Linked DNA regions of Homo sapiens: region 1 is linked to region 2. Evidence: chromatin loops called from intact Hi-C (ENCODE). Cell type or tissue: PC-3. All regions are shown on one strand. Links, peaks and the distances in the headings refer to the core of each region. The heading gives the core; the rest is flanking DNA. Region 1 overlaps LRMDA (leucine rich melanocyte differentiation associated). Region 2 overlaps LRMDA (leucine rich melanocyte differentiation associated).

The links. A loop is a pair of places that touch in the nucleus more often than their neighbours do. Peaks named below come from ENCODE experiments on the same cell type or tissue, not always from the same donor. Only the 100,000 strongest peaks of a DNase experiment are listed, where the experiment ranks them.
Region 1: it touches region 2 in a loop (8-fold over the local background); 2 of 110 quality-filtered maps call a loop at or near these places.

Annotation. Positions count from the first base shown.
Region 1 is chr10:75,443,889-75,455,666 of GRCh38, forward strand. All of the region lies in intron 2 of LRMDA (leucine rich melanocyte differentiation associated), which reads left to right. Among named protein-coding and RNA genes, the nearest start is that of LRMDA, 18 kb to the left of the region's middle. RefSeq lists an enhancer at 6,679-7,564. In PC-3, for the core only: no CTCF peak of the experiment used is centred there; no DNase peak of the experiment used is centred there; H3K27me3 peaks cover 2,121 bases.
Region 2 is chr10:75,524,531-75,536,308 of GRCh38, forward strand. All of the region lies in intron 2 of LRMDA (leucine rich melanocyte differentiation associated), which reads left to right. Among named protein-coding and RNA genes, the nearest start is that of MIR606, 22 kb to the right of the region's middle. In PC-3, for the core only: no CTCF peak of the experiment used is centred there; DNase peaks (open chromatin) are centred at 5,971, 7,201, 8,181 and 9,001; H3K4me3 peaks cover 921 bases; H3K27ac peaks cover 4,710 bases.

The DNA of each region.
Region 1 (11,778 bases), core at 1,471-9,470, 81 kb before region 2:
TTTATGTGGCTGGATTTGTATTTACTGCTTGCCAAGATGTTAGTTAAAAGAAAGGCACCAGGTTTCAACCACTCATATAAGGAACATCCTTCTTTGTTGTCTTGTCATTCATTCTTATCCATCCACAATCATTGTTAATTTCATTCATAAAAGAGATAGTTCTGCTGATTCTACTATGGCCACCTGTTTATGCTGGAAAGGAGGGTAGTTATGAACTTATAAGTTCTGGACTTTTGTTTGAAGTTACTGTATGTATTTTTTTTCTTCTCATTATACGTCAGAGTCTTCTTTCCTGCATTAACTATGGCAAATCCACTTCTGTGTTAGTTGGATTGTCCAACAGTAAACTGGTGACCTCTCCATGTAGAAGGTCATGGATTTCAGGCTGTATTGTTTTTGTGACTCTTTTCTGGGGGAGAATTAAAGTTACTGGAGCCAGTGTGTACCCTGTCACGTTAGAAATTGGAAATGGAAGCAAGAAAACAGGCCCAAATGAAATTTCTGGCTCCCTTAAAAGGCTCACACGTTCCTCTTTTCTGCTTTTTCAGCCTGGATCTGATTCTTCCTGCTGTGATCAGCCAGGAACCAAGTCAGCCATAGTGACTGTGAACTGGATTGAGTTCTCTGGACTCAATTCTCAGGGTCAGGGTCTTGCCATCCACCTTGGAATGAGGATAGAGGGTTTAGGGAGCTGATCAGGTAACAGGCAGGGGGCATGACATTTTGTCCCTTGAAATTGAATGCATTAGTGAATGTGAGTCCAATGTCTAGTGTGAAATTGTATTTAAGATCTTTATTTTTTAAGATAATTTTTATAAGAGTAACAGTAATTAATATAGAAATATTGGAAAACCCAGAGAAAGTATGGAGGAAACCATCTTCCTCTGAAGTCACTGATAATCTTACCAACCAGAAATCACCATTGTTATCATTGTATTGTCTTCCTAGTCTTTTACAATGCCAAATACTTTAAAAAATGATGCCATTGTTTACATTGTGTTGGAAGCATTTCCCCATCTCAATAAATACTTTACTGCGTTACAATGTTTTTTTAAGACAGGGTCTCACTCTGTCACCCAGGCTGGAATGCAGTGGAACGATCATGACTCACTGCAACTCAACCTCAACCTCCCAGGCTCAAACGATCCTCCCACCTCAGCCCCTTGAGTAGCTGGGACTATAGGTGTGCACCACCACCATGCCTGGCTAATTTTGTTGTTGTTGTTGTTAAATTTTGTAGAGGTGGGATCTCCCTATGTTTCCCAGGCTGGTCTTGAACTGCTGGGCTGAAGTGATCCTCTAACCTCAGCCAAAGTGCTGGGATTACAGGCATGAGCCACCATGCCCAGCCTGTATCACAATTGTTAAAGGTTTCTCAAGTCTTTCCTTAGTGTTGGACATTTAGTTTGTTTTTTTTTTCCAAATTTCTACTATTATAAATAGCTCTAATATAAATATCTTTGTAATACTCATTAATGAGTATGTCTCTGATTAGCTGCTTTGACAAATTTCTAGACAAAATAGGGCAGCTTTGGTACAGATGTCAGATTACCCTCTGGAGAGGTGATACCAGTTTCTTCTTCCAAGAGTATTTGAATGTCCATGGTCCCAAATTCTTCCTTGAGCTTGCTCATATTTTACCTTTCCTTTGTTAATTAGTAAAGATAATTCTGTGCTTTAGCCGGGTTGGTTCCTTAATCTGCTCAATGCAAAGAGGACATTTTAATGAACTGTTCCAGCTTTTTAGTTTCCCATCTCCCCTGATTGGGGCAGGGCAGAGTTCTCCTTGGTGGCCCCATTCCCCTCCCCCAGGGGCCCTGAGTGGGCTGCCTGCTTAGCTTGTTGAACACAGCAGGCAGAGCAGAGCTCCCATGGCAAACAGTGATAAATATTCCCATGTCAACCTGGCAATAAAAGCGAGAGGGTTTAATTGATCTATGGCAACAGGAAGCTTATGTTTTAAAAATTAAATTCTTTGCAGCTGCATCTTATTTTGCATCACTCTGATAAATGCATGGGCTGGAGAATTGCTTAGCAGAAAGTTTCTTAGGTAGAGCTTGCTTGTTGCTTCCTTGGCTTTGGCCGGGATGAGGGTAAAGGGCTTTGGAGTTTGGGAAACTTCAGAAAAGAAACAGTGGCCTTGCCCTTTCTCCCCTGCTGCAGGCAATGAGGCAGACACCTGGAATACTGTCAGAGCTGCTTTGAGGACAGACACACCATACTTTCTGTGTCTCTGTTATGAACTGCTAGACAGAGCTGGGCTGTTAACTTGCTGCTCTGTTGGGAAGATGGGCAGTGTAATGAAAAGAACCAAGGCTTTGGGGTTGGACCATCCTGGCTTGAAACCCTGCTTCTGTCACTCACCTGTTGGTTAACTGACTGTGGGCTAATTGCGGAAGTGTTGAGTGCTGTGTGTAATGTGCCTTCTAAATTACCTGGCATATAATGGGTCTTTAGTAAACATAGCGCTTAGAAGATGGTGCTAGTGAGGCTAAGAGCCTGGGCTTGACCCTCCATGAGGGCCATTTCACTATGGTTGTCATTGGGGCTCCTCACAGATAGTCAGGATTTCATCTCCTTCCACACATAATGTGTTTGCATATCTCAGCGTTCTTTGGTATGAACACTGGGCAGAATCTGTAAGAGCCAGTAAATGATTTGCCACTTCGTCTTTTAGTAATATGATCATCAGTCTTGGGTTCTGACTGGAATGAGTATAACCCTTTGCTTATCTGTTGTGGACATAGATTTTGAATGAGAAATACATCTGTGTTATAAGATTTTGGAGTTACTTGTTAATGCAGCATAACCTAGCCTATCCTAACTAATATAAATACCTTAGCTTTCCAACTGTCCCTGATATTCCATAGGCTAAACCAGCTCACCTCATATATATTTTTTATCCCTGCCAGCTAGGAGCATATATTTGATCATGTTCCAGTGGGATTGGGGAGAGAAAATTCCCCACCCAGACTCTCAGGAGAACAGTTCAAAGGACATGTTCTGTTGGTAGTGGGTCTTCATTAAATACTGGCTTTGCAGCCAAGGGCCTTATTCATATTTATTTCCAACCTCAAATGTAGTGGTCTTATTTGGGAAGCATGCTGATATTGGGGTAGGGGAGGCAACAGAGCTCATGTCTGTAAGCCTTGAGCAGAAGAGGTGATGGTAGAAAAGATAGACTTTAGAAGATAAATTGTTAGTGAATTTTCAATGTAGTTCTAGGGCACTGATATATCCTGACTGATTCCTAGGAGGCAAGGTTCTATGTATGTTAGAACCAGTGTTCTCTTTAAGCTGAGCAATGCAGTAAAAAAAAATATTTTTGTTCCAAGAATATCACTGGCCATCCTGGTGTCTCCAGCTACCACCAGAACATACAATGAAAAGATGAAGTGGAAAATGACGTGGTGGGTGATGTATAATGTCTCAGTTGTGACCAGCCTGGCCAACGTGGTGAAACCCCATCTCTACTAAAAACACAAAAATTAGCAGGGCGTGGTGGTGGGTGCTTATAATCCTAGCTACTCAGGAGGCTGAGGCAGGAGAATTCCTTGAACCCAGGAGGCAGAGGTTGCAATGAGCCAAGATCACACCACTGCACACCAGCCTGGGCAACAAAGCAAGACTCCATCTCAAAAAAAAGAAAAAAGTTTCACTTAGAAGACTTTGATTCTCTTTACTTGCACTTTCTGGAGTGACCTCCCTGCCTGTAGAAGTGTCAAAACAGTCTGACTAGCTTGGGCGTGGTGGCTCACACCTGTAACCCAGCACTTTGGGAGGCTCAGTTGAGCCCAGGAGTTTGAAACCAGCCTGGGGAACATAGCAAGACCCCATCTCTACAAAAAATACACATAATTAGCTGGGTGTGGTGGCATGCACCTGTAGTTTCAGCTACTTGGGAGGCTGAGGTGGGAGGATCACTTGAACCCAGAAGGTAGAGGCTGCAGTGTTTGTGCTACTGCACTCCAGCCTGGGTGACAGAGCAAGACCCAGTCTCAACAACAAACAAACAAAAATCTGACTCCATAAGGGAGGGAAGAGCACTAAGGCAGCAGGTTTCAGGCCAATGTGAGGGTGGTTTTTGTGGCACTCCCTCCTCCCTAAGGCTTCCTGACTTCCTGGATTTCTACCCAGAGAAAATGATACTTTGTGCCACGGTAAGACTGGCCCAGGAGGTGGTGGGCAACTGGAGAGAGTTGCTAAGGGGCCACAGGACTTCCCTGAGGTTCACTTTCTTGAATGATGATGATCCCTGTAACTTGCAATATAATTTAGAAAGTGCTTTCATAAACATTGTCTCCATATTTTCTGCAGCATTTGCCTCTAAGATAAGACATTCCTAGACTTTTGTATAATGCTTTTTATTTCCCCTCTCACCCATTTTACTGTCCCAGAATCTTGGGGTTTATTTTCCTGTCTTGTAAAGTCTCTCTCTCTCCCTGAGCTGTTGGAATTTGGGCCGCACTGCCCCACCCTCTCCCTCTGCCCTGCTGTCTGTTCTGAGGACATTATCGTGCATGTGAGTGGTGCTGCCTTCCACATTGTCAGGGTGGCTGTTAGGAGCAGTGGTGATTTGGGGGTGTTAGGAAGGAGACTGGAGAATTTAACCCTTTCAGACTTTCTACTTGCTAGACCTTCAAGTTCTCAACCAGGAAATTCTGCTACTATAGAGGGCATTTTATTGTCACAGTGATGGGGGTGGGCTCTATTAGCATTTAGTGGGTGAGGCCAGGGATGGCAAATGTTGTCAGGGCATAGGACAGCTTTGGATGAAAGGAATCCTTCCCCCACTATGCCAACTGCAGCCTGTTGAGAAAGACCTCTGGGGCCCTGTTGGAGATGGCTGGCAGAATGGTTCTCTTGATGAGCTTCATGATAAAGCAGACTTGCCAATAATACCAAGAGAGAAGACTGGCTCTACTCTCCAAAGGAGTCCAGGGACAGAGAGTCAGACAGATGACATCAGAAGTCATGTTTAGGCTGGGTACAGTGGCTCACGCCTATAATCCCAGCACTTTGGGATACTGAGGTGGGCAGATCACTTGAGGTCAGAAGTTCAAGACCAGCCTGGCCAACATGGCAAAACCCCATCTCTACTAAAAATACAAAAATTAGCCAGGTGTGGTGGCATGCGCCTGTAATCCAAGCTACTCGGGAGGCTGAGGCAGGAGAATCATTTGAACCCAGGAGGCGGAAGTTGCAGTGAGCCAAGATCGTGCCACTGCACTCCAGCCTGGGCGACAGAGTGAGACTCCATCTCAAAAAAAAAAAAAAAAAAAAAGAAGTCGTGTTTATTTTCAGCCAACATTATCAAGTATACACTACATGCCATGGCTGGGCAGAACACTTACATATGTTATCTCATTTACTCCCAACAACATTTTGAGAATGGAGCTGTTCTTATCCACATTTCACAGATGAAGCAACTGAGGCCCAGAGAAGCAGAGTAATTGCCTGAGACCACCCTGATGGTTAAATGGGAGAGCTGGGATAAATGGCCCCAGTGGTCTGACTTCAGCTTTACAGTTATCCTAAACTGCTTTTCATGGTGTAAATCTTTTTTCTGTGTGTGGGAGAAGACAGCTACTGCCAAGCCTGTATTTACTTTTGGGTGGGGATTGGGAGGGAAGTTTCCTTCTTTTTTTTTTTTTGAATCATTAAAGCCTGTGGAAGTCACTATACCAGGGTCTGAGTAGATTTTGTTGCTCTGAGTTCAAGACCCTAGAGGCCCTGAAGTCATACGTATATAGCATTTCCTGCTCTCTCCCATTTCTCTAAAACCTTTCTGATTTGGAAAGTTTGGCGAGGCAGGACCTCATGAGGCCTGGGAGGTGGGAGTTTCCCAGAGAACTTATCTTCTTCTTTCTTCCTCTCCCCTGCTCTGTGAGATGTGGTTCAGATCAGAGATCGCAGCCGTGGGACAAATGGCTCAACAACTGCTGACTGTGGTGCCAGCCTTGGGACTGGGGGACCTTGAGATGGACAACTGCATGCTTGAATTTTGAGTCTGAAGGGAAAAGAAGAGGTGCGTGGGGGTGTGTGTGTATTTGCACATGAACTCACTTGCCTGCACACACCCACCGTCTGAAAGGCCTCTTTCCTCTCCTCAGGGACTGTAGTGTTGGTGATTTCAGCTGTTCCCTGCTCCTTGATGATGAAAGGGGAGCGATTATGCTTTTTGCTGGGTGTCTGTGTTTAATTGCAGGGATATAATAACTACAAATTCTCCCTGGCCGAGACTTTTCTAATAAAAGGTTTCTTCCATCCCAGCTGCTTTCTCTTCCCTTTCACACCCCCACCCCCATCACTGTCCTAGCACAAGGTCACTTAGGGTTTTAAATGAGAGAGAGACACACACATGTTCAGGTTTCGCGTAGAGTGTTTTTTTAAAGCTCCTCCTCCAGACCCATCATTATGGAGATCAGCTGCTTGCCCCCACCTCTGCACCACCTCCCCTAAGCTCCTTGCTGAGTTTATACAGAACCCAATTTTTCAGTCTCTTGGGTGTCTGCTTTTTCTCTGGTTCTGAAGAAATAAGAGACGGGTAGAACAGGGAAGACCAACAAAAGAGGTTTAAAAGAAAAAAAAAATCACCAAACCATTCTTGAGATAAAGCAAGACTTATTAAACACAATTGGAGGGAGGGCAGGAGAGGCGGTGTTAACCCCCACACGGCCCGTTTCCTGCAGCTGGAGAAGTGTTTTAAGAAAATGCACCATTGTTAAAACTTTCTTTTTCCTTGATGGATTTATTTATAAGGTAGAGAAATATTTTCCCCATAATTGGGTAACTCTTAATAGTAGCAATTGCATATTTATCAGTGTGAGGGGCTGTTATTAATGTAACTGTCAGGCCCAAACACATTTCTGCATTAAATCCATTTAGTATGTGCATTATTCGGGCTCGAATGTCACCGGGACATCAAAGCCCCGTAGGCATGGAGAGCTCAGTGCCCTGCTGTGGCTGCCGAACAGGCCCTTGATCAATAAATGTAACATGTTAATGCAGAGCAAATAGAATAAAAGATTTCTTTGACAAGACATGAAAAATCACCTTGTGGCAGCTGGCATGTGATGCCGTTTCTGGGGAGACACTAGCAAAGTTGATCTGACAAGTAAAGAGGAGAGATGATGGTTGTAAGGTGCTTTTGTTTCAAACTTCTTTCTTGACCTGTCAGGTTTTGAAGGCGCCTCAATGGCTCTTTTTTGTCATGTGAAAATTGTAGTCTTAGGTAGTTATGAAGCAGTTATCTCTTCTCAAATTGTGAATGCTGCTGTTTAATTGATTCACTTAGCATTTGAAACTGTCACGCATTAATAATTGCGAAATCCTGTAGATACTGCGTGAGTGTGTCATGCTTAAATGTGTAGTTATCAGAAAATTAATATCCTTAATGAACCGGTGCTTTCAAACTAACATTGCATGAAATCTCTTTTGCCCTTTCATTTGCTGAAGCCACATCCGCCAGTTTGCCGAGAATCACCTCTCGACAGTTTGCTTTCTTGATGCCCGACAAATGCCAGCTTTGCTGTGGGTACATCGCGTGCTCAATGACAATAAATATAGTAATTATACTGGAGTTAGTAATTAACATAATTGTAGTCAATTACGACAAATACAGTGCAGAGCTAAATAAATGAGAGGGGAGAAATTAGCAAGCTAATTGATTTATCTTTACTTGGCTTTCTATTACAACTGGCAGGGCTGTTTTTCTTGGGGTAGGGGAAGTGGAGGGGAGAAAAATTCCCCACAAGGATTGTTTACAAATAACTGATTTTGTTTTGAAGTTGCTTTTGACTTACTACACTTCATCCCCTACCCTGCTTCTAAGGGGAAAAAAAGAAAAGAGAGACTTTAAATGCCAAGGGAACATTTTGTTAATTTAGCTACATCAAGCTGAATGCTGCAGCTAAGGCGAGGCAGGATTTAGCTTTCGCTACGTCTTGAGGAGTTATAATTTTTTCTTCTCAGCTATTGCTCTGGTAAAAAAAAAAAAAAAGCATTTTTTTGGTGTGTGTGTATGTGTGTGTTCTAAGTCTCCATCGGTGAGGTGGTGCTGTGCTGGATAGTACATTTGGGGGTTATATGTGCATGCTAATTTGCTCAATTCTGTGCCGTTGGCTTGGTGTAAGAAGTGGGCATGTTTTCCTTGGTTCAGTCCCACTTGGTCTTGTTATGCCTTTTTCTTTCAGTACCCAAGGAAGGGACGGAGGAAAGAAGTGGCCAGCGTTGTTGGAGAGGTCAAGGGAGGGGCTCCAGTGCAGACCCTCTGCTCACTTCCTCCTTCACTACACTTCAGGATTTGCCTGGGGTCCTGGGCTGTCACACTCCTGAGGCTGCGTGGAAAGTTTTTGTTGGCGTCTCGATGCCCATTTATTTTGAGCTGGTTTATTCTGTGCTGCCTGGAGCCCTGGTTAGTGGTGTTTATCGCGCGTCTCTGTTCTTTGTTCACCCTTTTCAACGTGATTGCTGTTCACGCCGCTAAGGGAGAAACTGCATGTTTTGAGACTTGGGGTCACATCATAGCCTTGTTTTTTCTTGCAAATTTTAGAACAGGATTTTTTTTTCCCCTTTGCTTCTTGCCACAAGATAAGGGCTAGTGGCCAGAGCCTTTTTTGGATCGGGTTTTAAAGCCTTACCCTTGTCTTACCCAAGGTTAAAACTCAGTGATTTCAGGATATGACTTTTTTTTTTTTTTTTTTAATGTATCCAGTATCCATTGTCAACCTTACCACCACCCTAGGTTATTCCTCTGAAAATTCAGCAGTTTAGCAAAGCAAAGATTTGTTTAGCTCTTCTTCCTGGAGATTTCACTGGATAGGTTTCTAGCCTGACTTGAAGGGAGTTTGAGGCAGCAATTTTAATTCTGTGTTGTGCATATAATCCTTCATGACCTCATGTGGAATTCAGTTTTCCAACTGCATTAAAAAAGCTGCCTGTATTTTATTTCATTGGGATGCACTTGGACACTGCTTAGTGTGGTCACTTGATTTGGAAATCAATTTCTGATATGAAATATTTATATACAAGAAAGCATTTAAATTATTTAAAGTTTACAAGCATAATGGTCTTTCCGATGGAGTCTCAAATTATTTTAGTAAATGTGGGGATCTTTTGAGAGGAAAAGACTTGTATATTTGGGGTGGCTGGAGGGGTAATGTTACCTGGAACTTCAGCCTGATTTAGTTTAATATGGGTCAAAGAGAAATCAGATGAGTCATATATGCAGCTTTGTTTACCCAAAAAAGATAAATTTCAGATATTATTGTATACCTCCAACAGGGCATCCTTCTGTGAATGCCTTCAGAGACAGAGAGAGAAAATGTGTGAAGAAGAGCTCTGGCGGTTGACCTTTGTCCAAATGTGGCATTTATAGTAGTTTTGTCTCTGCCTGGAGTCTCTACCTAGCTGCTGGTTTCCTACACTGTCTTTTCTTTTGAATTTCATAGCAAACATGAGTGGGGAAAAACATAGGTTGATGGCACAGGAAGCTTCTTTTCATTTTTATTCCTTTAAAATTAAAGTTGTGCTAATTGAAGCTAGCTTTAGTTTGTCCCCGTACTGCTAAAGAAATGAAAGCATGGGATCATTTAGATGTATTCTTTTCAAATACAGTGCTGTTTGCAAAGGTGCCATTTTTTTCCCGAAGACTTTTCTATTTCACTTAGACATACAACCCTCTAGAGGTTTAAATATGTGAGTTTTGAGGTGCTTTGTTCCTCAAAAACCCTAATATGTTTTTTTCTTTTAACATTTGTTCTGCTTCAGCTCTGTTGATTGAATGTATTAAAATGCATTTTGGGGGTTGGTGGAGCAGAAGGTGAGAGGGGATGGGGTGTGTTAAGAGCTTTTGCTGACTTCTGAGGAGATAGATGGTTGGGCATTGCCCACTCGCTCGCATGTCATATGTAGGGGTACAAAGTTGTGATCCCTTTCCTCACCCATCATAGGGGCCATGGCTGACACCTGTGTAACAAAAGACAGGTTAGCAAGAGAAAAGCATAGCAAATTTATTTAATCAAAATTTTATGTGACACAGGAACCTTGTGAACTGAAGGCCCCAAAACCCAGGGAATATGATCTGTTTCTATGCTAAGGTTGGATGAAGAATGGACAGCCATGTAGAAATGTCATTGGACAAAAGGGTATGATCTAATGGTAACAGACGGAGGGGGCAGGGAACCCAGCAAGGACTGCCTGCCTGGATTCTTCTTGGCTTCTCTGTGTAGCATCCTTCCTCCTGGCTATAGGGCAGGACGCTTCTGGAATGAGGGTCTTATGACCAACTATCAGACAAGGTAGGTCAGAGAATTTCTTTGTAGCCAGCTCCTACACAGAAAGGTGGGGGAAGGTTTGAGTAATATTTTTAGGTTTTATGGTTTGTTTTGGGGGAGAGGGGTTCTACTTTCTACAGACCCACCTTGGGGAGGAGGAATTCTGGCTTCTGCAACTCTCACTTTGGGGTAGTAAAACGGGCAGGAGACGGTCAGAGAGGCCTTGCATCCGAGGCAGCCTCTGAGACCTTCCCGTCTCCTTTAGTTCCAAGTACTCAGCATGCCAAAGCACCATACTCTGGGGTATCGTTTTCCGAGTCCCAACACAGTCTTTAAGGTGGGGAGGGTGCACTGGAATTGCCTGGTGGGGTGTTAATTTTGTTCCAGTGACTTATTTTTCAGAATGTATTCCCTATCCCTTCTAAGTGCTTCCTCCGAAAGTGCTGTGAGCCAGGAGCCTGGGCGGCAGCCATCTTCACCTGTGCTGGCAGTTGGATCACGAGTCTGTCCTGGTTGGCTCACGTGAATTCTTCCCAGATGCCTGAGGTGGACCAATATCACAGAGAGCTAACCATTCTTCCAGTTGTAATTGGATATAGCAAATCAGTACTCTGAATTCAATTCTTTCAGGCTGGGCTTTGGCAAGAAAAAAATCAGCCTTACCTGGGGTATAGAAAAATGGAGCCTGGCAGTGGCTCCTGAAAGTCTTTCGTCAAGTGCTCTGCCTCTGAGGAGCACTGTATTTGTTCCAACTCGTGTCGTGAAGCACAGAAGAATGACAGTAGGGGTAAATTTAACCATACACACCAAGGCTTTTCTTATCTTCTTCCTCTAACTGGTGGGTAGAAGTCAGGCCTGGGCCACTTATGTTTTGGAGGATGCCAGTAGGGTTACAGTGGTCTTTCTAGCTGCCTGGTACAACGGGACCCCTCCTTGGAGGCACCTGAGCTAGGTGGTCTTTCTTTAGGGTCTTGTCATGGCTTGTACAGGCATGGCAATAGACTAATCCTTTGACTAAATGAGAGTGGGAACTGCCCAGAATAGCGTGATTTCCCCAGAACTGTCTTCAGATATACTCAAAGGCTGAGAACTTGACCACTGTCCCTTGCAGGTCTCCTCCTGTTTATTGTAGATACATAGGTATTGTTGTATACCTTCAGGTATCGAGAGACAGAGTTCCTGCAAAGGCCCCGAGTTGGGTTCCCAGCACGTGGACCTTACACCTGTGATGTTTCCCCATTTGAAAGCTCACATGCTCAATGTGGAGATAAGGCTAATACAGGTGAAATTATTAGAGAACAATATGGGGCCATGGTCAGATTCTCCCTGTGGACTTTGAGAACCTTTCAGTTCTCTCCTACTGGGGAACATAGCGACTCTGTCTACTGCCTGGGAAGCTTATTGTCTTTGAGCTAGTGAGTGGCATTGGGGAGCTATACATGGAGAGAGGGTTCCCAGCCAGCCCAGCAAAGCAGGTAAAATGACCCAGGTGAGACCTGGG
Region 2 (11,778 bases), core at 1,606-9,605:
AATTAGGCTCTCCTTTCTCCTTTGCTGCTCTCCCCAGGGTCACTGGGGTAGGAAATGAGAAGTTGGTATAGATCACCCTAATGGAGTTCTCTGTGTATATGGTGTCTTCTTCACAACTTGGCCTATGTAGTAATCAGATGAAGACATTTTGGAAATCTTATTCTAAGGGACTTAGAAAGAAAGATGAATAAACAGGAAATTGGGGAGAAGTTTTAGTATTTTTTTGTTCTTATTTTTTTGGTCTTTCTTTTGTTAATTTTGTCCCATCCATCCATCTGGCATTTGTTAAGTACTTGAGATGTGCAAGCTGATGTGGGGGAGATAGAAAGATACCCAAGAAGCCTACAGCCTAGCTGATTTAAAGGGAACCTGAGTTTGGAGGTGCTTTAAAGTGTAAGATGATTGAGTCCAGTGGTGGTGGGACTTAGTTAGGGGTATGTATGAATTAGGACTCTTTTAGGTACAAGTGACCAAAACCCAACATACATTTGCCAAAGCCCTAGAGATAATTTATTTATTGACTCATAGCTGGGAAGTCCAGTGCTGGGTACAGAGGTTTGGGTGATGATTTTACCCTTGCTCCCAGCCCATTGACAAATTTCCTGTAGACCATCTGTTGGCTATACAGCATCCTCACTTGGATCCTCTGATATCCCCATATAATTGAGAAGGAGAGGGCATTTCAGGCCTTTGGCGGTTATTTGCTTACCAGTTGGCAGGTGTTATTTGCTCCTACTTTCAGGGCTGACTCAGAATGATGGGTGAGAGGTAAGTGTGGTTTGTGAGTACCTTTTGTGTGGAAGTTTGGGCAGGGATGTGAGCCCAGGTCTGCCTTGCCAAGGGTAATGAAATTCTGAAGCAGATTGGAGTATGTAGTTTATGATGATCTGGGCTATTTCTCTTTTTCTAGAGCTGGTAATGAAAATGCCCAGGATTAAGTCCAGTATGTAGAGTTCTGAATGGGTTGGCTAATGCAAACAGCTTAACTGACTTGGTAAGACTGGGATTGAGATAATTGTATCTGCAGGCTTTCTTTTTCTTTTCTTTTTCTTTCTTTCTTTCTTTTTTTTTTTTTTTTTGTGAGAAAAGGGCAAATAGGCTCTTTACAACCTCATTCCAGACCACTTTTTAAAAATAATATAGTTCATTACAAACTGGCCCAGCTGGTATCCTTACCATAGCCTAGTATATTTGTGTTTTCCTATGTTTATCTCATTCCTTACCCAAACTCCTCAAATCATCTTCTCTCTTAGGGTATTTCTTACCAAACTCTGATTCAGTGTTTATTATAAAGCCTTTCGTAATATCCACAGCTACAACCTTTTCTTTTGATCTCCATGGCACATACTGTCTGAGCCATTCTGACCACAATTATTTATTACATGGTTTTCTTTCATTATATTAAAAAAATTCCAATTTGATTGTAAAACTCCTTGAAGATAGGATTCTGCCTCATAGTGCTTTATGTTTTCTATCACCCCTGGTAAATATTTGTTGACTTTATATATTATTATTATTTTATTTATTTATTTATTATTTTCATTTCTTTTTTAGAGATGGGGTCTCACTCTGTCACCCAGGCTGGAGTGCAGTGGTGTGATCATAGCCCACTGCAGCCTCAACCTCCTGGGCTCAAGGGATCCTCCTGCCTCAGCCTCCAGAGTAGAAGGGACCACAGGCATGTACCACCACACCCAGCTAATTTTTAATTTTTTGTAGAGATTGGGTCTCGTTATGTTGTCCAGGCTGGTTTCAAACTCCTAGCCTCCAGCAATCCTCCTGCTTCAGCCTCCCAAAGTGCTGGGATTACAGGCACGAACTACTGTGCCCAGTTGATTTTATATTTTAAATAATGTAAGGCTGAGATTGGCAGGTAAATAATACAGGTGAGAATGACAGATGAAACCCACGAATCTTTTGTTTCCCTGCAAACCCTATAAAACAGTACAAAAAGAGGCATATACTCACAAGATGGAGATTACAAGAATGGAGGCAGTGACAGTCATATTTAATTGTTTGGTTAAAAAAATACATAATTTAGGCTAAGTGTGGTGGCTCACACCTGTAATCCCAGCACTTTGGGAGTCCAAAGTGGAAGGATTGCTTGAGCCCAGGAGTTTGAGACCAGCCTGGACAACATAGTGAGACTCCATTTCTCTAAAAAAAAATTTAAAAATTAGCTGGGTGTGGTGGCACATGCCTGTGGTTCCTATTACTCTGGTGGAGACTAAAGCAGGAGGATGGCTGGAGCTCAGAAGTTCAAGTCTTCAGTGAGCTGTGTTCATACCACTGCACTCCAGCCTGGATGGCAGAGCAAGGCCCTATCTCAAAAAAAAAAAAAACAAAACATAATATGAAATGTACCATTTAAGTTATTTTAAAGTACATAATTAATTAGCATTTAAAGCAAACAGTGTTGTGCAACCACCACCTCCATCTAGTTCTTGAACATTTTCATGCCTCCAGAAGGAAACCTCATATGCATTAAGCATCACTCCCCATTCTCCCCTCCCTCTAACTCCTGGCAACCACTAATCTGCTTTCTGTCTCTACAAATTTGCCTATTTTGGATATTTCACATAAATGGAATTATACAGTATGTGGTATTTTGTGTCTGGCTTCTTTCACTCAGAATACTATTTTTAAGGTCCACCCATGTTGTAGCATATGCCAATACTTCATTCCTTTTTGTGACTGAGTAATATTCCACTGTAGGGATGCCACATTTGGTTTATCCATTATACATTTAACAGATAATGGATATCTGGGTTTTGGGTTGATTTTACATTTTGCTATTATGAATAATGCTACTGTGAACATTCTTGTGCAGCTTTTTGTTTGAACACCTATTTTCAATTTTTTGGATGTATGCCTAGGAATAAAATTGATAGGTCATATCATAATTCTATGTTTAATTTGTTGAGGAACTGCCAAACTGTTTTCACAACAGCACACCATTTTATATTCCCACCAGTAATATATGAAAGTTCTAGTTTCTCCATATCTTCACTAACCCTTGTTGTTTTCCTTTTTTGAGACAGGGTCTCACTCTTTAAAAGGCATAAACTCAGGATGAAGTTTACAAGAATGGAGGCACCAGTAACATAGAATATGTAATATACTGTATACTATATAATTATAATATAAATCATATATAATTTATATTATAATTGTTATATAATATATTAATATAATTATATAATAATTATAATATAAATAATATATAATATATAATTATAAATAATATGTAATTATATATTATATATTTATATGTTGGAGTGCAGTGGCACAATTTTGGCTGTAGTGCAGTGGGGGGATTTTGGCTTACTGCAGCCTCGACCTTCTGGGATCAAGTGATTCTCTCACTTCGGCCTCCCAAGGAACTTAGGACTATAGGCACATGCCACCATACCCTGCTAATTTTTGTGTTTTTTTTGTAGAGACAGGGTTTCGCCATGTTGCCCAGGCTGGTCTTGAACTCCTGAGCTCAAGCAATCTACCTGTCTTGGCCTCCCAAAGTGCTGGGATTATAGGTGTGAGCCACTGCACCTGGCCAACAATAGAATTTTGCAAGTTGGAAAGTAGATAAGGGAAATTGAACCCAACCTATATCAGCAGGAGGGAGAGCTGAGAACCAATCTGATTTATACTGGATAGTTCCCCAATGCCTGCGAGTTGGTAGCACAAGTACCTCTGAAAATATCTCTGAAAGTTGTAAGACTTCAGATGCTATCTCTCATTCGACAACTTTGCTTACCACACTCTGGAGAAAGATTGAAAGTTTCTTTTGTTGGGAGCATAAGCCAGAGGATGTCTGGACTTGGGAATCCCAAAAATTGTTGAGGATGGGGTTCACCACAGGCAACTAGTAATTGAACATGCATATTAATCAAACATACACATAGTGGATTTTGGGACATTCTTCACCCAATGCTCTTTGCCTCCTTGGCTGTTACGACTGTGGTAGCCAAGCCTTTATCCCTGAAGCAGGGGTTGAGAAGACATTGACCAGACCAAAAGGAGAATTGAAAGTACTTCCCCTGAACTTCACGACTAGTTGGTCTGGCTAGATCACCTTATTGTGAAACTCCAGATGACAAGCCCTTTCCATTCCAGCCAAGAATAGAGAATAGTTCTCTATTCTTAAATGTGGGCAGAAATTTAAGGATTGCTTGATGTTTATGAGAAACCTCTAGCATGAATGACAGAGATCAGAATAAACAAGAAAGAAAGGAAGAAACTTGGAGGAATCAGGGACTATGCTGGGAGAAGAAAACACAAAAAACCTAGTATTAATATCCTTGGAGAGATAAAACGAGATAGCATAGCACTGAAACAAGAACAGAATACCATATCATACGAGCAATATGTACAGAATAAGAAAAAAGCCCTTAAAAATTCAACACATGAAATGAAAAATGTACAGGAGGCAATTTTCTTAGAAAGCAGAGTAAGAGAAGGCAAAGATATGGAAATGAGAGAGGGGAGAAAAAAGGAGCAGTCTCAGAGGTCCAACATAATTGAAGTTCTAGAGTAAAAGGAAGAAATGATAACTGGGAATTATTTCAGGAAATTGTTTTAGAACAGAGGGGCAAAAGGTTCCAGATTGAAAGATTCCACTAAATGTCTACCATTAAAATAGACTCACACCACCTCACATGGCTGTGAAATTTAAGAATACTAGGAGCTGGAAAAACATGGCAAACATACAGAATTGGGATTCAGAAGGGCCTCAGACTTCCAAATGGCAACATGGGAAGCTAGGATATACTGGAGCAACACCTTCAGAATTCTGAAAGGAAAAGTTCCTTAACCAAAAGTCTGTTACCAGCCAAAGAAGCAGTCAAGATTGAGGGAAGTGTGAAGATAATTGTAGGTATGAAATGTCTCAAAAATTTTACCATCTTAGGTAACTACTGGAGGAGGAGTTCAGTGAAAACAAGAGAGTAAACCAGAAAGGAGATGTTCTCATTAGAGGGAAAGGGCATCTCCAGGGTCATGGGCGAGGGAGATCCCAGAAGGCAGCCTGGAGTGCCATCAGCCTGGAGTGGTTGGGAGAGAAAGCTCCAGGAGCATCTTCCCCAGCATGATGAAGGTGCTGTAACACCTGATGCATCTGGACATCTTGAGAGGTGACTTAAAAAATTGGCTAAGAAATTGTTATTGAATTATCAGTAGAGAATTCTTAACTCCTGGGAAAATAAAAAACGTGTAGGAAAGAATTAGTTTTTTATATCTTACACAATTATAGCATGAGGAATATAATTATGAACACAAAATATGGTCTAACTCAAATACAACGTATCTATATTGGAAAAATGGAGGCAGGAATAGAAAGGGTCTATGCTTGTGGCACAGGAAGAGTGAACCACAGTAGGAAATCAATGGCTAATGCCTAAAACTGAAAAATCAAGGGACATGGAGGAAAATACCAAAGCATCAGCTCAGAGAGATGGTGGAAGGAGAAATGAGGGGGAAAGAAAGGGAATAGAGATTTATTTTTGTAACCATAGAATTTCTTGATTCTTTAAAACATACATATATTTTAGGTAGTTACATATTTATTTTACATATTTATATATTCTTTAAAAAATATATAAAACTTTGTAAAAAAAATAAAGAAGAAGGCTAAAAACAGATTAAAAACCTTGAGAGAAACATGCCAGTGGGATTATGGGTCCTGCCTCTTTATATAGTTTATATTTCTCAAATTTCTACAGTGATCATATTTAGAATTTGAAAAAAAAAAATAACATTGATTGATGAGAATGATGGATGGGAATTCTCGGTAAGTCTCCCTGGAGTAATGCTCACAGTGACTCTCCCAAGGGAGGAGTTCTTAACTGCATCACAGAATTGCAGGAATTCAGGGACGGCAATGCATGGAGCACCTTGGGTCAGTTGACAAGTGACGAATGCCTGTGAGTCCTTCCCAGAATGGAGGGACCTGTGTTGCCCCCTCCTTGCTGCTGACCTCAGTGTTGACTCATCCCTGATGTTTCCTGGCTGTGAAGGGCACCCCCATTCCTCACCCTGGGTTGCTGTGCCAAGTGGTGTGTATTTAACTTCTTTAGAATCCTTCCTCATAAATCAGCCTGCCTCACTCCTTCACTGTGGGAATGGCTTTTCTCTGCATTCCCTCCCACTAGGCCCTTGGTTTCAGGTAATGGCTCACTGAGACTGGGGAAGAACATGGGGCCACTTGAAACAAAGAGTTGACATTCCTCTCCTCACCATTCCTGAGTGGTTTTATTGGGAGTGGAACCTAAAGGTGGGCTTCAGGGATTGATCCTGGAGGACAGGATCTCAGAAAACCATTGTTGCTGGTGCCTGGGCTCCTTGCCCCTTGTACTGAACTCTGTTGTCTATAGTTCCGGCACTATGGGCTTTTTGGTAACTAATAGTTCACTATTAGCAATCTCAATGAGAATATTTATAATTTATTGAATGGGGACTATTTCAGGCTGTGTTATATATCATCTGTTGTCACAACAGCTCACATTTCACATCTGGGAAGATAGAGGCTAAGCAAGGTCTGCTCTTTCACTGGGCATGTCTCTTGAGTGTCTGTGTGTGCCAGGCACTGTGCTGGTCTCTAGGGTTACAGTGGAGGCTGGGATATCACCAGCTCTTCCTTAATGTTGTTAGCCAGTGGGTAGACAGACACGACCACAGGGAGGTATAATACAGCAGGACGAGTGCTGAAGAGAGGTGGCAGAGGGGGTGGTTAACACAGTCAGGTGGTCGAGGAGAACTTGTTGGACAATGCAGGTTAGTTCTGAAGGATGAGGCGTTATTCCAAAAAAGAGGGAAGGACAGCTGGACAGCAGGAGCAGTGGGAGCTGCACTAAAGTTTCCCTTCCTTCACAGACTCGTGGTGAGTGTGGCCTTTTAGGGTCAGCAGAGTCTGAGCAAACCTGAGGGTCTCAACAGCCAGACCCTCCCAACCCTGTACTCCCATCCTTTGTTGCTTTGCAGCAGGAGCTGAGTGATTGGCACAAGAATATGTGGTGATGACTGGTTTGTTTTGTACAAAGCCTGGTTGTAAGTGCCACAGGGGTTTAAAAATGAGGTGGTGTTTGACCTTGGTTTTCTCTGGCTCTAAAGCCAGCACTCTTGTTCTCTGGACAGGGTCTTTTAATCACCTAGTGTATGTTCAGTTTTAATGTAGATACAAGAAATGAGACATACATTTCCTGCCCACAAGGAATTTACAGTCCAGCTAGGCCAAAAGGAATTGGCCTTAGAAAGTAATCAGTGATGCTAGGTGCGGTGGCTCTTGCCTGTAATCCCAGCACTTTGTGGGGCTGAGGCAGAAGAGTCACTTGAGCTCAGCCTGGACAACATGGCAAGACCCTGTCTCTTAAAAAAAAAAAAAATTGGTGTGCACCTGTAGTCCTAGCAACTCAAGAGGCAGAGGTGGGAGGATCACTCGAGCCCAGGAATTTGAGGCTGTGGTAAGCTGATTGCACCATTGCACTCCAGCCTGGCAGATAAGGGAAGACTCTACCTCAAAAGAAAGAAAGAAAAAAAAAAAAAAAAAAAAAGGAAAGAGCCAGTGAGCAGTACAAGGGGGTGTTTAAAAATTTTCTTAAAGGAAACCAGTGTCCCCTTTTATGACCTCTTGGGCTGTTATTTGTCTTGTTGCTGTCTTCATTATTTTCCTAACATCTCAGATTTGTTTGCCTGCTAGAAGTTTGACTTTTCAGCCAGATCCCGAAGATCTTGGGGAGAGGTGACAAAGGCATTCCTGGTTGCCAGATTCCATCATGGTTCCACAGCCTCAGTTTCCATGTTTTTCTTGTGCCAAATTCTGGAATTTTTGATCCAGGCTGCTTGCTATCTTTGAGCATTTGGGGTTCTGAGTCCCCAGATGTAATTTTTGGGCCTGGGTGTTAACACATTGAAGGCAGAGGAAAGGGCTTGGGGAAAGTGCCTTTTCTGCTGTTGGGAGAGACCAGTTTGCCAAACATCAGGCTCTGCTTTCTAGGGGCTGGAGGTGTATTCGGGAGACATCCTCAGGTGTGCATGCTGGAGAGAGGACTGGTGGTGACATTGGAAAATCTTTCTAGCTAACTTTGTACTCTTATTCATTTCAGACTTTTTTTTGTTGAAGTCCTGCTTGAGTCATTCTCAGTATGGTTGAGACACACTGAGTTCTGCTTGAGTCATTCTCAGTAGGATGCAGACAACCTGCATCACTCAGATCCACTTTGTTAGAAATGTCGATTCCCTGACCCTACCCTAGACCTGGTGGCTCAGAGTCCCTGGGGTGGGACTCAGGAATCTGTATTTTTAATGAGCTCCGTGGTTGATCCTGATGTATATTCAAGTTTGAAACTACTGGTTTGTTTTGTATGAAGCCTGGTTTTGGGCACTGTAAGCAATTAAAAGATGTTTGTCCTTGCCATCAAGGGGCTCACTCTCTCGTGGGAGTGACAAACCTCAAATAGCTAAGTATAATATTAATACAAGACAGAACACAGCCACGTTTGTGGAGTATGCCTTATTACTCAAAGAATGCATTTTATAGCAAGTTGAAAAGAAAGGTACTAGGCTGGTAAATTTTGAAAAGCATATCCTAGTTAGTGAGATTTTATGGAAAGAGAAGTCACCTGCAGAGCTGTAGAATATTCTGCGTTCTTTCAACTGAGAGGATAACAAAGAACATGGTAGGAGTTGGACTACATAAAAGTTAGTTTCAGTAAAGGCTGAGATATTAGTATATTTAGATACCACTCTTTGTTTACCCTTAAAATGGACTCCTCATTTTATAATGACATTTTAATGAGGAAAACCTATATACAAATGAAATAGGTAACAATTAGGGGTGGGGTAACCCAGGGTCTCTTTGGATCTACTTCAGGAAAAGGCTGACAAGGGAGCCTGGGAGAGTTTCGTGCAGCAGAGAAAGCATCAATCCTGGGTGGAAATTTTGAGTTATTTATAAATGAGTTTTTATGGGTCTGAGTAAGAGACACTTCTGGGCATACTCATATTTATTGTTTCTCCCACTGACTTGGTTAAAAGTAGGTAAATAATAAATTATGTCATTGCACATCTATGTTTTCTTGTCTCTTGATGTGCAAGAGGACATCACTTTCTGGAAAATCATGGAGTGGGAAACTTTGAAGCTTATTCTCTGGTGTCTTGTGTTTGGGATCAGGCAGTTGTAGCAGTCTGCTGCTGAGTGAGCCTTTCCTTTCCCTTGCTATCACTGGGAGAGTTGGGCCCACTCAGAGGATGAGAGGAGAGAGAGAGTCAACGATATTCCACAGAGTGCAGAGAGAGTAACAATTAATTGCACCTCCTTGGAGGAGGTGACGTTTGGAGGGGACTTTGTCAAAAGACAAAATAAAATGTACATGCGATATGTGCAACATATGAGGACTCTATATTGCAAGTGACTCAAACTGGTTTCAACAGTAAAGGAAATCTATTGCCTAGGTGTTAGGGTAGCGTTCGGGGCAGGTGGGTGGATCCAGTGGCTCAGATGGTGTCCTATAGAACCCAGTTTCAATCTTCCTTCTCTTGGCCATTCCTGGCATCAACAGGCTCTCTTCATGCTCTCTACATCAAAGGTCTCTGCACATGTAGCATAAGTTAGGTCTTTTACAGGGAATATAATATATGAGGGTGAGTATTTCAAGTGCCCTGATGCGCAATTGTGAGGTGCTTATAATGCAAACCTGTGTCTGTTTGAGATTCAATTCAGCAAATACCTTTGAACAGCTACTGGGTGCAAAGTGCTGTGTGTGGCAGTTAGTTGCCCATCACATTTGGTGGACAGTGGTCCTCCTGGGACTTGCTGTCATGTGGTGTACTTTAAAACAGAAGTTAAGAAAAAACAGTGAAAAATGCTACCATTGAATTGGGTGGCATTTAAGACTGTTTCTAGCCGTCCTGACTCTTAGAACTTTGCTTTCTCGGCAATATTGTGGGTGCATATATTTGGCAGGGGGGGATTCTAGGTTTATGAGTCAACCTGAGGAGTAAGAATGGAAGATGACAATAGTTTCTGATCTTTAGCTTTTAAGTCAAGGACTGCTTTCCAAAATGTTCTTGGCAGGCAAGCTGCCTTTGAACATTGTTAGACATAGACATAGCCTCAGAATAGCATCTGAATTACGATGTTTTTGTCTTCTTTTCCCCAACTTGTGATGGCTGATAGACAGAAAATGCTCATAAAACCTTGACTCAAACCACCAAATGGCTGAATAATTCAAGCTTGAGTTTTTTGAAGAATTTTGAATCCCAAAATAAGACTCCTAAGGAAATAGATATGATGTTTCTTTCTTCCTCCCCTTTTAAGCCTAATTAGGGTTTGTACTTAGGTAATGGAGGGTCAGATTCAGGGGAAAGTCTTGCTAGTATGAGCTTAAACTATACACCAGAATTTCTCTATACCCATAAGCTTCATTAAAAAAACGAAAACAAAACTCAGAACCCCAAATAAATAAAAACACATTTATTTGATGATGTCTCTGTCCACCATGAAGAGGCTTAGTGTTATGCTTGTTGTAGAAAAATATTTTGTGAATGTGTCTTACAATCTTTCACTATTTTTGGTAAAAGACAGTTCTTTTTATCTTCTAAATTAGAAATTCATTGTCATGGATTTTTTGTTTTTGTTGCTTTCTTTAGCCTGTTTTTCAGGGATTTTTTTTTCCATATCAGGATTGCACTGTGATTGGAACATTCTCACAAAGATTTCAACCAAGTTTTTCTTCTCAGGATTGACACACCATCAACAACCTGAAATAGTAAGCCTTTTCTGCTTTCTAATTTCCTCCCTAGAATTCCAGTTGAGGTCCTTGTCTTTCCTTCAGCTTCTTTTACTTACTTACTTCTTATTTATTTATTTATTTATTTCTCTAGTCGTCCTTTTATGAAGTGCACTGTCAGCAGCAGCTTAAAGATTTGTTATTCAAGCCATGAATCCCTCTGTGAAAGGCAAAAACTGAAATTTAGAGACTCTCTTGCTCTTTTATTTTCCCATCTCAATTTCTTTTCTGTTCCTAGTGCATTTTGGGGCAGACAATGAGCCAACTAATGCAAATCACCCAGACCAAAGAACCCTTAGATCATTTCTGAAGAACTTGAAGTGATCCTTGAAGAGAACTTTATTATTCAAGGTTTTCAGAATAAAACCTTAAAAAAAAATTGGGTGTGACTAAAGAAAATCAGGTAAGGGCCTTGTAGCCATTTTGGATAAAGTTGAAGTGGACTCATCTTTACAACTGGAACTGCTCTGCCTCAGGTTCCGGATGCCCCCTGCCCTGGGAGGAACAAGTGTTGCTTCTGCTTCTGGGAGGAGGCAGTGTGGTCTACTGGAAAGTGGACCAGGCCAGGAGGCAGTGATTAGAGCTCTTCTGAGCCATCTGTGCCATTAAATTGGCTGTATGACTTTGAGCAAGACTCTGAATTATTCTATGCAATCCTGTAGAATGAGAGGTTGGGTTGGCTGGTGTTCTGGATTGTGGGATGGAGGGGAAAGCCACCTCCTTATTGTCTGACCTGGCTGCTTGTCATTCTGCCTCAGCCATGCCGCCGTCGCTCTGTTCCTCTCCCACCCAGGCTTTGCTCACATTGGCCCCTGAGCTGCTGTTCTGCTTGCTCTGTATTGCCTTCTTTTTGTCTACCCAGATCTTAACCATCCTTGCAGGGCGGGTTCACATGACTCCAGGCCTTTCCTAGCTGCTCAGGTTCTTCTCAGAACAGCTATTGTACTCGGGGTCCATTCCATACTGCTCTACACAACTGTATATTGTATATATT